2 separate regions of the Homo sapiens genome follow, and region 1 is linked to region 2. The links are chromatin contacts, found by Hi-C in ENCODE. All regions are on one chromosome and are shown on one strand. The core of a region is the stretch at or near the end of the contact, and the rest is flanking DNA. Distances in the headings are between cores, read along the strand shown. Region 1 overlaps FOXJ3 (forkhead box J3). Region 2 overlaps HIVEP3 (HIVEP zinc finger 3).

Region 1 (7,276 bases), core at 756-3,255, 530 kb after region 2:
CATGGTGAAATCCCATCTCTACTGAAAAAGAAAAAAATACAAAATACAAAATACAAAAATTAGCCAGGCGTGGTGGCACACGCTTGTAATCCCGCCTACAGGGGAGGGTGAGGCAGGAGAATCATTTGAGCCTGGGAGGCAGAGGTGCAGTGAAACAAGATCATGCCACTGCACTCCAGCCTGGGTGATGGAGTGAGACTCTGTCTCAAAAAAAAAAAAAGAAAGAAAAGAAAATGCATCAGAAATGAAGATGTGTCAAAGATCAACAATAAACTTAAATGTTGTTATTCCCATCATTAAAAAGTATTTATTACTTCAAATAAAGTGCATTTTAACTATTCCAAAACTTTATTTCTAGCTAAAATTTTATGTCAACACAAAGTACCCTGCATATTTATCTTAGGTTGAAAATAGCCTAACAAAAAAGCCATTACCTGATTAAGTACAAATAAACCAAAAATGCTAATATTAATTTCAGACTCCTGGGGAGAGCAGTCCCTGTCATAAATAGCTAAACATTCCAAATGGTGAAATCTATTACTATTGCCAAGTATATGCCCGTTGGTAAAGGGAATCATCATAGACAATTCTCTGCTCTTCCTTAGCTTTCAATGCATATTCATCTCAGGAGCTGGATTCCTCTTGTCCCTGACTTCTTTGGCTTTATACCATGCCTTCATCTTTTATTTTTTTAACCTCTCCCAGTTTATTTTGGCAATCCAACTTCAAAAGATTTGTTTGCCTTGTTTTCTCCCAACTTCTTAGGATGCTGTTCCTGGTAACTGCTCAGGCACAGCATTTGCATGCACCACAGATCTAGAGCAACCATACTTGGAGTTTCAATCCTGCTTTATAACTGTTCCCCAAACATAGTTAAGAATAGCACCACTTTCATTCTCAGAAGTTTCTAGCTTGGACAATAGGTTAAATAGCTACTGAGACCACAACACACAGTAAGTACTCAAAGGCAGTCTGCTTGTCTGGCTAGTTGACCGAATGAACATGTGGATAACAACTATTCCAATGCCTGCTTAGGTCCTTGAAATACCCTTTTTGAACAAATACAAGTTTTTATTACTTTTAAATACATTGATCATCAAATTAAGCCTAGAGTGTTAAGAAATTTACTCTTAATGGATTAAAATATGTAATTGGCATATTGACTGTGGTATAGTAAACAATTCCCCTAAATGTTAAAGATACTTAAAAAGTACATCCTATTAAGGGATTAACAGACATATCTTGCTTTTAAATCATAGTGCCAATCAATCCTTTTAGAAACTTTAAGTTAGAGATAAAGTTTTACTATATCATAACGAATTCCCAAGAAACAGATGGCTCACCTACATAATCCACTCACAAGGCAGCTTAACTTGACTATTATGTTACTACTTGAGTGTTATAGCTCAATATCTGTCAAGTCTAAGCCGAAAAGAAAGTAACTTGATGGTCAAATGATCATACAACTAACAAAAACATGTCTTTCAAATAGTGATTAAACTCTGATAAATCCGTGTGATGGAATATATGCAATGAAATGAAACAAAACTGCTGATATGCACAACGACATGGATAGCTCTCAAATACATTATACTAAAGCAAAAAAGCCAGACTCAGAAGGCCATGTACTATATGAGTCCCATTTATATGGCATTTTGGAAAAGGCAAAATTATAGGGACACAAACAGATCAGTAGTTGCAAAGGCCTGGGGATGAGGGAAAGGGCTGACTACCAAGTGACAATCTGGAATACTGTTCTCTATTTTGATTACAGTGATGGTTACGCTGTGTTTGTTGAAACTAATAGAATTACACACCAAAGAGTAAATTTCACCATATATAATTTTTTTTAAATTTCTAGGTATAATGTTATTTTTTTAAAGTAGTTTAGATCTGGAAAAGAAAAAAGAGGCCAACAACAACAAAATGTTCTCTTCCAACTTTAAAAAGAGAACAGAGAACACTGTATGTCTCAACAAAAGGCAGCTGCAACCACACTGCTCAAACAGTATTAACGTCAGGGCTCTAGGCCAAAACTTCTTTCAGCTTCTGCAGTGTTATCTCCCTGAATCAGACTCTCACTTCTATCTAACTCAATCTTTCTAATCTTCTGAATACCTTAGCTTTCTAACCTTGGTTTGTCTAATGGAATGCCTCACATTCATAATTCACCTCTGTCTCGACAATCACTCAATGGCACTAATCCATTTCTTCACTCTTGGATCTCACGTTAGTACTTATATTAATTCCCTTAATTCCTGATTCTACCCAGCTTTGCTCTGACTCGTCCCTCAGCTAAACTTGATCATATCCTCTTCCAGCCTTCAACTCGAGTTCTTATCTACCATGAGTTAAAATGACAAATGCTAGCAACCTCATCTATTCAAGTGCTTCAGAAGTGACAAACTCTAAAGTCTCCCTTGGGAAGCTGTATCAGTGTTTTTTCACTTCAATAAATATGACATTCTTATTTCGGTCCAACCAAACTCTTGCTTATCCTTCAGTCCTACTTCCTGTTTAGTTTGTACAGAAACACAGATAAACAGTCATCATCTTCTTTACAAAAATCATGCATTTACTTAAGACTAGCATTAAAATTATACTCTTATCTTCCTTCTTTAAGGTAATACCTACGACTCCTACAACACTGTTCATCATTTAATGTTATATTTTATGTTCCCTCAAACCTCTCCAGTTTTTCTACATATTTTTTAAAGAAAATGACCAAAATGGGATACCAGAGATTAACAAGCAATTTACAAATAAATATAACATAATACTAATATAGCCCCCCCAAAAAGAATACCCTTTGAAAAGAAAGATCAGTCAACTATGTTATGGTCCCTTATACTAAGCTACAGAATAGGAATAGAAAAAAATTCATAATTTGTGAGACGTGGTGGCTCACACCTCTAATCTCAACACTTTGGGAAGCCAAGGCAGGATGATCACTTGAGGCCAGGAGTTCAAGACCAGTCCAGGCAACATAGTGAGAACTCCATCTCCACAAAAAATTTCAAAAACTTAGCCAGGCATGGTGGCATGTGCTGTCATCCTGGCTACTCTGGAGAATCACCTGAGCCCAGTAGGCTATGAGAGCACCACTGCACTGGGCAAAAGGGCAAGATCCTGTCTCAAAAGAAATTTTTAAAGAAAAAAAAATCACAATCCTGTAAGTTTCAAAAGTTAGTCTCTTAGCAGTGAATTTGTTATTTCCTCACAAACCAGGAGAACCCAATCTCTATGGTCACTGAGGCTTTACAACTTCCCATTCCCAGGCAAGACAAAGATTCCCCAACCCCTACACCCCTAAAAACTCTTCTATGAATTAACTGTAGTTATTTCCCCAGGATAGTCAGGTGGCCTTCATGTGGTTTTAAACTTCTTAGCTATTTTCTCAGTTCTATTAGAGCCCACTGCTACTAAGTTTAGATAACTGTTGAAACTAAGCCCTATAATCCTTTAGTTCCTTTCAAGTCAAAGATCATTTCTCTGAACTGAAGAAAGGGAAACAAAATTGAGAAAAGGTTAAGCTGAAAAGCAGAGAAAGAAAATTATATTTTTTAAACTATATTTAGCCAGTAATCTGCTTTTCCCTGATGTAAATATTTACCTTTAAGATAATTAAGACACATGTATGAATTACACAATAAGACTTATAACCCAAAGAATTTAAAAAAAAAAAGACAAATATAGAGAAAACAGAACTAATGAAAAGAGAAGAGACAAAAGACGGGATTTAAAAAATGGAGATAGACTGCAGAATGTATAGACAGGGTAAAAAGGGTATAATCAAGAGAAAAGAAAAACAAATCTGTCCCCAAAAAAGCAGCAAAGTGGATGCAAAACTGAATTTCATTTTGTGTGTGTGTGTGTTTTTTTTAATAAAGTGGTAACATAGCTGCTTGAAATTAGTTGTAAAGAGGTGAGAAAAATGAATCTCAGACCACCAATGTACATAAAGGGTACCAAATTTTAAGGGCTTTTACGACACAATCTTCTTGAAAATGAAGGATTAAGTAAGGAATAGATAGCCACATAAAAACATCTATGATTCAACAATACACTTCAAGATTAGGTTGTTCTTCACACCTCTCTGGTAATACAATGAACAGAAAGCTGTATCGTGAAAATACAGAGAAGATGCTATACGAGCTACTTCTACCTCTTGACCTAAGTCATGGCAGCAGCTAGCAAAATCCTAAGGGGTTATAAAGTCCGTCCCATACCCAAGACCAAAATCTACTCCCACCCCAACTTCGCTCAATGGTTTTCTCCCACTGTGGTGAGGGTGGTTTTGGAAAAGCTCCTCAAATGTCAGGAAACACTGTAATACAAAAAGAAACAACAATTCATAAGTACCAAAACTTAACTAACATTTTGGTCTCCCTCTCAAGGAAGACTGATATCATGGAAAAAGTACTAATCTAAGAACTAAGAAACCAACTGTGCTTTGCTTGTTCAACATTCATTCTAAGACTTTTTCTGTAATTCCAGGTGATTTGGGGGGTGACGGGGTGAACACCAGGCCTACTCTCTCTGTTAAGTGTTACTCAGCTGGTGGAATATAAACCAGAAGCTGCTGAAAGACATACTTGCCACTAATTGGACTGAAAATGAAGCTATCAGAGAAGTTAGCACAACTAATGGATGAAGAGACATTCCTGGTGATATAATTTAAGAACCTGGCTCCAGTTCTTCCTTAAGTACTTTTCCCTTTAAGTTAGTTTGTATTGAGTTTCTGTGACTGACAAGTATGTCTGGCGAATATGCCTGGGTTCTAATTCCACAATGAACCTGAGCAAGCTGTTCCTCATCTACTGGCCTTAGTTTCTTCTTTTATGAAATGGGCTTGAGCTGAAGTCTTCAAAGCTTTTTTAAAGCAGTGGAATTTTGTGTTTTCTTAAAAAACAAAATCTCATTTTGAAATCAAAAATAAAAATGACTTTATTCACATAAATGTATTTTATAAGACCAAATTTACATCTATGTCTGACCAAAATCAAAGAGAAAAATGTATTTAAACCTCGCTTTGTGGCCAGGTGCGGCAGCTCACGCCTGTAATCCCAGCACTTTGGGAGGCCGAGGTGGTCCTATCACTTGAGGTCAGGAGTTTGACACCAGCTTGGCCAAGATGGTGAAACCCCATCTCTACTAAAAATACAAAAGTTAGCCAGGCATGATGATGTACACCGGTAGTCCCAGCTACTCAGGAGGCTGAGGCAGGAGAATTGCTTAAACCCGGGAGACGGAGGCTGCAGTGAGCTGAGACTGCACCACTGCACTCCAGCCTGGGCAACAGAGTGAGACTCCGTCTCAAAATTAACAAACAAATAAACAAACAAATAAAATAAACCTCACTTTGAGACTGAAAAGAAAAATTACTACTACAAATGTACTTTATAAAATCAAATGTATGATATTTACTTATTATGACCAAAATCAATAAGAATGAGGTGTTTTAATACATACAAAACCTTAAAACTGAAAACTACTGGTAAAAGATGAAAGCTCTCATTAGCCTCTCAGGACTCAATTTATTTCTGTATTTTGTTTTAGTTGCACATTGAGAATCCTGATTCAAAAAGAAGAGTTGCAAAGAGTAACATGTTTTCCATATCTGTCTTACCCCATATATTAAAGATGAACAAAAGCTTAAACTTCTACACAAAAGAAAAATACCTGACATGACACATTTTTAAGAGTCTCCAATTGGTTAAAATCAAGTACATGATAGAATTAAGCATTCATGTGTACTGATTTTTAATTTTTTTTAATTATTTCAAATTCATTTAAAAATCCAATCAGAACCAAAATGTTTACAGAACCCAAATAGTAACTTCACAGGACTCTAGTAAATAATCTCTGAAGTCTCTTAAAAATATTTTTCAGTCTGATTCATATATACTCATTGCCTATAGGAAATGTGATAAAGAATTTATTTTTAAAATCTAATTATCTTTTTGTAATAAGCCTCCTTTCCTTTAAAGGAAAAGGTGCACCAATTCCTATTCAGAATCTCAAAGTTAAAAACATAGAGAAACAATTTCTTACAAGACTATTATAATAATCTGTTCAATCTTACTGAGAACCAACTTGACGGAGCAGACAGATGATAAAAAGTGCTATAAAATGTTCATTACTTCAGAAAAACTGCCTAAAGATAGAAACGAATAACTCTTCATCTCTAACTTCAAGAAGTTAACAGTCTAACAGAGGATACAGTATATTCATTCATTCAACAAGGGTGTCTCCTCAGTGCCATCAGCCACTGTGCAAGCAACTGGGTCTAAACAGTGAACAAGATACACATGAACCCTACTTGCATAAATTTAGATTTTAAGGGCAGTAGATAACTAACAAAGAGCTTGAAAAAAAGAGACCATATGAGTAGGTTAACTTTTTTTTTTTTTTTTTTTTTTTTTTTTGAAGATTGCTGCCTACTATGTGAAAGTTAATATAAACTGGAGGGATCGAGCCCAGCCATTGAGAGTCCAATTAGGAGCTACTACAATGATGACGGTCGCTACAAAATAAAAAGAACTCAAAAGAGGGAGCAACAAATTCAGCTGAAGTATGGGGAAACAAAAAAGCCTCAGAGAAGTCATGTTGCAGCTCAATACTGAAAGATAAGAAGCAGTCTAGACAAGTAAAGCAAGGAAATTTGTACAGAAGACCATATGAATAGCATGTTTGGAAAACTTCAAGTAGTTCTTCATGATGAGTCTTGAATGAGGTGAATTATAGCTAGAAAGGCAGATTGAGAAAAAAACAGTAAAGAATATTTTACAAGAAGAGAAAGTAAACACCTCCTGGACACTAAGGAATACTTTTAAGCAAGGTGCTTACATGACCAGGGTTACATTTTAGAAAGATTCTTCCAAAATCAGTTAGCCTAAAAACAAATATAAGAAGTCTAGCCACCTAAACAAGCATCGTGCTTCCCAATAAATACACTGTCTCAAAGTCCTAATCTAGTAACTTACCTTGACAACCAAATACAGTACAACCAAGTACTCTTAAGTTTCAGAGACCAAGCAACTAGGACCAAGTTCAGGTCACACTATAGTTGACTAGCTATTAAAACAACAAAAAAAGGGAGGAGTCACCATAGAAAAAACGCTAAAAACGTGAAAAATGCAGTGGTGTCAGGAGATAAGAAGAGTCAAGTACAGAATACTCTTCTTGATTACACTCAGAAATGGGCTAATAACAGAGAAACTGTTTTATTCCAGTGTAAGAATACTTCCACTTTTTGCCAGTTACACAGAGATGC
Region 2 (6,634 bases), core at 404-2,903:
TGACCAGTCCCAGGGTCATTTTAAGACCCAAGCTGCATTACTTTTGGAAGCCTCCCCGACATTCTATAAAATTTATCCCTTGCTGAATGTAATATTTTGCTGGAAAACAACTATACATTTAAAAGATAATTTTGTTTTTGAAGTGATTTTCAGTGAGTAACCTGTAGTATGAATGATATGCTCTGATTTCTCAGCAGTCATTGTCTGCAATCAGGAACCTTGGCAAGGTGAGGCATGCTAACCCCCAAAAGGAGGGCTGTTTCTATAAAAACTAAATCATACAATTCATTATGCTTGAGTATATTAACTAAATATTAATTTTGATGAGCAGTTTTCATATTTTGAAACCAAACCTTTTTCTTTTCATGTCTCAAGCATTTTCATGAGCCCTCGAGAAGCCACATGGGCCCATGGTGTCTCCCGGGTAAATCAAACCCGGGATGGACCTGAGATTTGAACACAGGTCTACTTCCAAAACCAGGGCTCCTTCCTCAATGTCTGGCTGCCTCCAAGAGTCAAGGCACCATCTCTAAGTTGTAACAGGGAAACTACCAAATAGAACCAGCAGGCAAGCAGGCATGAAGGGGGCTGGAAGTGAGGCCCTTTGAGAAGCTGTTACAGATTTTGTAGATGTTTGATCATAAACAGCCATGGCAGTGGGTGACGTTTACACACCCGCTCATGTTAAGTCCCACAGTTACCTCCTTTTGAGCGTGGAGGGGTTAGGAAACTCCCAGTGTCACATAGATAGCAAGTGGCCTCACCACGATTTGAACTGGGGGAGTTGTGCTCTGGAGTCCAAAATCTTAACTGCTCTGGGATACTGGGACACTGGAGCAGAAGGATTTGGGGCAAGTCTGGAGAGGCCCAAGTGCAATACTGAGACATCTAGAACAATAGGAGAGAGGAGATCAGTTCTTTTGGGGAAGGTCAAAGATAGAGGACAGGTGTGGAGGCTGGCAGGTCTCAGCTGACTAGAGAGAAGAACTTTCTTAAAAAAGGCAGAGCTGTCGAACAATGGAGGGCTGCCCTACCCTGAGTGTTGAGTGCCTGGTGGCTGGCAGTCTGCAGGGAAAATGATGCCTCTGTGCTGGGCATGGGGGCAGGGGCTCTTGCTGTGGTAGAGGGCTGTACATATGGACTCCAGAGGGCGTAAGTGATAATCCTCTCTTCCTTTCTCAGAACCACCTTTCTACAGGCTTTGGTGTCTCAGCGCGGGAGGCACAGATGGCGAGGTCTGCCTTTGGCCAGGTGTGGGCGCCCAGTGTTGGGGGAGAAGACTGCAGGCACAGAAGACTGAACTCACAGGCAGGTCCGGAGATGCAGAGCTGGTGTTCACTGGGTTTTTCTATGTGCTAGTTACTGGAGCTTCACGTGTGTCATCTCCTTCTCTCCTCACACTCTCTGAGGGTGGACTTCCTCCCATCTCATAGATGAGAAAGAGCCTGGGGCCCAGAGAGGCTAAGCAGGGAACCTGGGGCTGCTTGGGATCCTAGGGCGATCTGACAGCCACCTCAGCTTCCCCACCACGAGGGATGAAGCCGGGAGGCAGCCCCTTCCTGTGCCTGACCCCTACCAGCTGGGAAATGTGGCCCAGGCAGGCAAGGCCTCTGGGGATCCCAAAGTGGCAGCAGGCAGTGGGAGCTGAGCAGAGAGGAGTAGGGGTGGGCTGGGGGGACACTGCCAGACGGAAATGAAAGTGGCCTTGAGAAAAAGGAACGAGGGAAGAAAAGCAGAAACTAAAACAAGTGACAAAGAAAACGAGAGTGTCCAGAGGAAGTGGCTGAGGGGCGCGGCGCCGCCGGAGGAATCCCCCGCAGACCGGTGTTTCCTCTCTTCTCAGAGGCCTCGGGGTGGAGGACTAGCTGACCAACTGCTCCGTCACTTTGGGCCAGAGGCAGCCCGGGTGACTTTGGCAAGCATGGCCTCATCCCGCCAGCCTAGGAAGGAGCACCAGACACAGAGCCCCAAGCCCTGGGCTGGAGTCGTAGTCAGCTACTTCCTGCTGGGTCATTCTGGGACATTTATTAGACCTCTCTAGTACCCAGTTTCCTATCTATAAAATGGGTATAACCATCCTGAGCCCACCACACTGCTGGAAGGATCTCCTGAGCAAATGCCCTCATCCAGGGCCTGACGGGTGCATGTTGGGGTAGGTGGGCTGTGCACACAGCGGCAGGGTGCACCTTCAGGATACCTGGGGAACAGACAGGGAGAGTATCCACCATCTTATTGTTGAACAAGAATGCATCAACGCTTGCTGGTCCTTAATCACCCTAGGCTTTGTCAGGCCTGGGAACAAAGGGCTGAATAAGGGCCAGTCTATTCCCAATTACAGACTCTGCATGCAACTCCAGTTCCTTATCCCAGCTCTCCTACTTGGTAGCTGTGCAACCTTGAGCAAGTGACTTGACCTCTCTGAGTATCTTTCTTCACCCATAAAGCTAGAACAATAAGCATATCTGTCTTCTAGGTTGCAAGGAATAAATGAGACCACACTCAATCCAAAGCCAGGCACAAATTCCTCAGCCCCAGCCCAGGGAGTGCCCAGCCTAGAGGGGAGCTGGAGTCCAAGGACATGAGCAGGCTGTAATGATAGACGGCACCCAGGCCTGGGGCACTCAGTGCTGGGCAGGGGATGCGGGGCTGGTTCTGCCAAGGCGACAGAGCAGGGGGAGTAAGGGGGGGTGAAATGTAATCCCAAGGGGACAGCATGAGCAAATGTGCAGGGGAGGGGCCAAAGGCGATATGCTTGGGATCTGCAGAGGGTGGATGAGGCCAGACTTGTTCTCAATCTACAGCCCCACTGACAGTTCTCAGACTGGCCCTGGAAGTGATACGGGCATGCCACTGGGGATGCTACAGTCAGCTCTTAATGCAGGGCTGGCTTCTAGGGTCAGCTTCTACAGCCAGACTTGCCTAGGCTGCAGTTTGTCTCCAGACAGACACGGGAATTCCCCCAAGGGGTGGGCATGGTTCTTGTGAACTGCTGTGGCCTGGGACTGGGCTTAGAGTACAGGCAGCTGCTGCGGTGAAGGTGTCAGAAGGCACAGGCTAGGGTCCCAGAGAGGTTTAGGAGGGGGTTTCTCTGCTGGGTGTTTGCTCAGTGCTGGATGGTGGGTGCTGAGGGCCTCATTTGCATAGGGAGAGCAGCTGCTGTCCCAGCCACACTGCTGCCCACAATCTCCACGTGGCTGCAATCTCGCTCTCAGTCACCATCTCCCACATGGACTAGGGGTTACCCAGGCTGCCTTGGCCACGTGCTTCCCCCAACACACAGCCATCCAGGAACAACCAGAAATCAGACTACTGTCTCCGCCACCCTCAGGGGTTCCATTCAGGGAGTCCACCTCCCAAGGTGGCTGTGGGAATAAAACGAGATCCTGGGGGAAGCAGAGAGCCCAGTGCACAGGGGTGATCAGTAACCGGCAGCCCCTTTCCCTGCCTTTCCCTCTACTTCCAACATTATGTTGTGAAGAACAGGGCAGACCTGGGCCCATGCTATCTCTCACCCTGGCTCTGTGACTTGAGGCAACTCACTCCAACTCTGTAAATCAACTGCTCATCTGCAAAACTGGCAAGAAACTGAGAAGGCACTGGTTCTCAGATTGGCAAAGCTCATCGTCACTGCCTCACTCCCTCAACTCTATGTCCAGGGACCACGGGTTTCCCAGGGTTCCCAAACTTGCTGTTGGCAAAGGGCCTGATATCCGTCACTGACCTTTTTATTCTGAATGGGTCCCCGTTGACTTTAAAGCTGGAATATTCTTAGAGGAATTCTAAACTCCTCCTTTCCAACTCCCTACTCATTTTACAGAAGGAGAAAGTGAAGAGAAGAGAGGGAGAAGGGCCCTGACCGAGGCCACCAGCTTGTAAGTAGCAGCCCTAGGCTTGGGACCAGGGCCTCCTGAAGGTGACAGTCCTTTCAGCCATGTGTCCTTGTTCCTCTAGTTACCTCCAATTAACTCTAGGTAACCCAGCCCAGTCTTTGATTCTGTGTTGAAAGGTGCGAGGTGCTGGAGCCGGGAAGAGGTGCGTTCTTGCTCTCGACAGGAAGTGTCATGTGAGTTTCCGGTTCCCTCTCCTCCACTACCACTCTGGATCCTCACACCAGCCCACAGAGGGAGACAGGAAGGGAGGCACAAAGGCAGGGCAGGGAATACTGTGCCTGTTTTCCAGATGAAGACACGAAGGCCAAGAGAGGGAAAGTGAGTCGGCCAAGGTCCTCCAGCTAGTCGGGGTTGAGCGTGTTTAACCTTAGGAAACGTGACTGCAGAGCAAGGGGCTTTCATCTTCCTGTGGGAATTCGCCCCCTTTCTCACAGGGGCCCTCAAGAGACTAGGCAGGCTCCTCCTGCAAAGGATTCCTCTTTGTCCATTTGAGAGGCCTCACCCCAGGCTCTAGGAGCTGACATGATTCAGCTCAAGGAAGACTCAGTATGAAGGGAGAACCAGGAACCTGGGCCTCTGCCCCTCACCTGTGGCCTTGAACAGGTCACTTCTCCCCTCAAGCCTTGGTGTCCTCCCCTGTAGAGCTGAGGGGGTGAGGAGTAGATGAGCTGATCCTTCAGTTTGCTGCCCTCTTTGACCCGGAAGTGCTGGGCCTGCACAACCCTGCATCCCTGGCACCAGTGCTCCTAGCCCCACCCTGCTCCAGATGCCCAGTGCCTGAAGAGCCAGCTCCCCATCAGCACTCAGTCCTGGGGCAGAGCCAGGCCTGGCAATGCTGGGGGAGACCCTGGAGGGGAACATCATGGGCCACCAGGGGCACGCTGCAAATGCAGCAACTAATGCACCAGGGGCGCCAGGGTGCAATCTATCTAAGCAGTTCTCTCACGCTCTTTGCACGTTAATAATGCATGGGCAGCCGGTGTGGGGGCCATCACAGGCCCAACGTCAGGTGGCATTAGGAGGCCTCTAATGGTCCTGATTATCCGGTGAAGGCTCCCAGTGGGATGTGGGCAGCATGGGCAGGAAGCCAGGATTCCGGGCACTTAGACCCCACAGGTGGGAGGCTGGGGGGTGGGGCAAGAGGACAGCTTCCATAGGCCAGGGTCCTATTCAGGGGATCTAATGGGACTAGCTGAGGCTTCCTGTGGGGGGTGAATTTGTTTGTGAAGAGGAGCAAGGACGCAACTCCCACAGCCAGATCACAAAGAAAGTGGGAAGTCAGAAACCCAGGGCTGAGTGAAACCTCTTAAAATCTCTCCTCTGTGGCGTCTCTGACCAGTGGCTCTGCAGCAAGTGCCTCTAGGGACAAGGAACTCACTACCTCCTAGAGTGACACATGCCCATTCTTTGAACAAGTGTGACTGCCGGGAAAAAGGTGTACTGCGTACAGCTGTCAAGAATGCAAATGCCACTGAGTGTTGGGGGCATGGGTAAGTTGGATAAAGGGGCTGATTTGAGAGACAGAGGTGCTGGGTTCTAATACTGAGGATTCTCCTTGTCCTCAGGCAGCTCCGGAGCCATCAACCTGGCCAGTCTTCACAGCCTACCCCAGTGGCAGACCCCCTGAATCCACCCCAGGGCCCCAGTAAGCCCCCGTGAACCTGTGAACTTTGCATTTCTATGCTCAACACTCAGGGTGAGCAGTCCAGAAAAAACAACCCATGCACAGCAGGTGCTGGGGGTAGTCAGGCTTCAAGATGCCTCCAAATGGTTCTCATCTCTGAGTATTCACACTGAATGGAACTGACCTATGTAACTAACAGGATGTCGTGGGAATGACAGGCATGACTTCCATGGCTAGGTCATAAAGAGATTGTGGCTTCTACCTTGCTCTCTCTTGGACCCCAGTTGCTGGAGGAAGCCATCTGCCATGTCAAACAGCCTATGGAGATGCCCATGTGGGGAAGAATGGAGGTCCCCTGCCAACAATCAGCTTTGACATGCCAAGCCTGTGAGGGAGCCATCTGGAAAGGGAGTCTTCCAGCCCCAATCAGGCCTTCAGATGACTGCAGCCCTGGCCAGCTCCTTGACTGCAACCTCATGACAGACCTTGAGCAAGAACTGCTCAGCTAAGCTGCTTCTGAATTCTTAACCTACAGAAATGTCTAATGCTTTAAGAAGCAAAGTATGGGGTAATTTACCACATGCAATAGATAACAAAACCATGTGCAATAAATACTGGTTAAACAAGTGAATGATTCCCCTGACCGAGTGTTTCTCTATGGAAGGGTCTGGCATGGAACCAGGCCCTCTGGGGCCTATGGGGGATGGAGAGGAAACAAAAGATGAGGACATGGTCCTCTAGGAAGGCTGTGGCATGTGGTGGGGAATGACAGGTGCAGACCAGAGGGAGCAGTGTGAGAGCTTTGGATGGGCTAGACTATGTGGGGAAGATGAGGAAGGAGTTCTGAGAGAGGGGACCACATGAGCCATGGTGCAGCTTGGGCCGGACGGGGAGCATCAGCAGAGGCGGGTTCTCCAGTGGCTCTCATCTTGACTGCTGTATCCCTAGCCTCCCTGAGACAGCTACTATTATCATCTCAATTTTGTGGATATGGAAACGGAGATTAAGCAACTCGCCCAGGGTCAAAACGCTGGGAAATGATGGAGCCAGGATTTGAACTGAGGAGACCATGGAACAGAAAACTAGCAGAGGGCGGTCTTAACAAGGCCCAAGGAGATGA

The links. Hi-C counts contacts between places; a loop is a spot of excess contacts on that map. Pooled maps may share reads with other maps.
Region 1: a loop to region 2 is called in a map with no recorded cell type, with 6 times the contacts of the local background. The contact joins two enhancer-like sites. A Hi-C loop is called at or near these places in 2 of 37 single-sample maps with no recorded cell type and 3 of 50 pooled maps.

What each region holds. Positions count from the first base shown.
Region 1 is chr1:42,257,531-42,264,806 of GRCh38, forward strand. All of the region lies in intron 4 of FOXJ3 (forkhead box J3), which reads right to left. Among named protein-coding and RNA genes, the nearest start is that of FOXJ3, 74 kb to the right of the region's middle. RefSeq lists a silencer at 1,914-1,963. Within about 2 kb of position 2,006, at least 6 of the 41 ENCODE cell types and tissues checked have a DNase peak (open chromatin) inside an H3K27ac peak, as active enhancers do.
Region 2 is chr1:41,725,803-41,732,436 of GRCh38, forward strand. All of the region lies in intron 1 of HIVEP3 (HIVEP zinc finger 3), which reads right to left. Among named protein-coding and RNA genes, the nearest start is that of HIVEP3, 190 kb to the right of the region's middle. RefSeq lists an enhancer at 2,555-2,624. Within about 2 kb of position 1,654, at least 17 of the 41 ENCODE cell types and tissues checked have a DNase peak (open chromatin) inside an H3K27ac peak, as active enhancers do.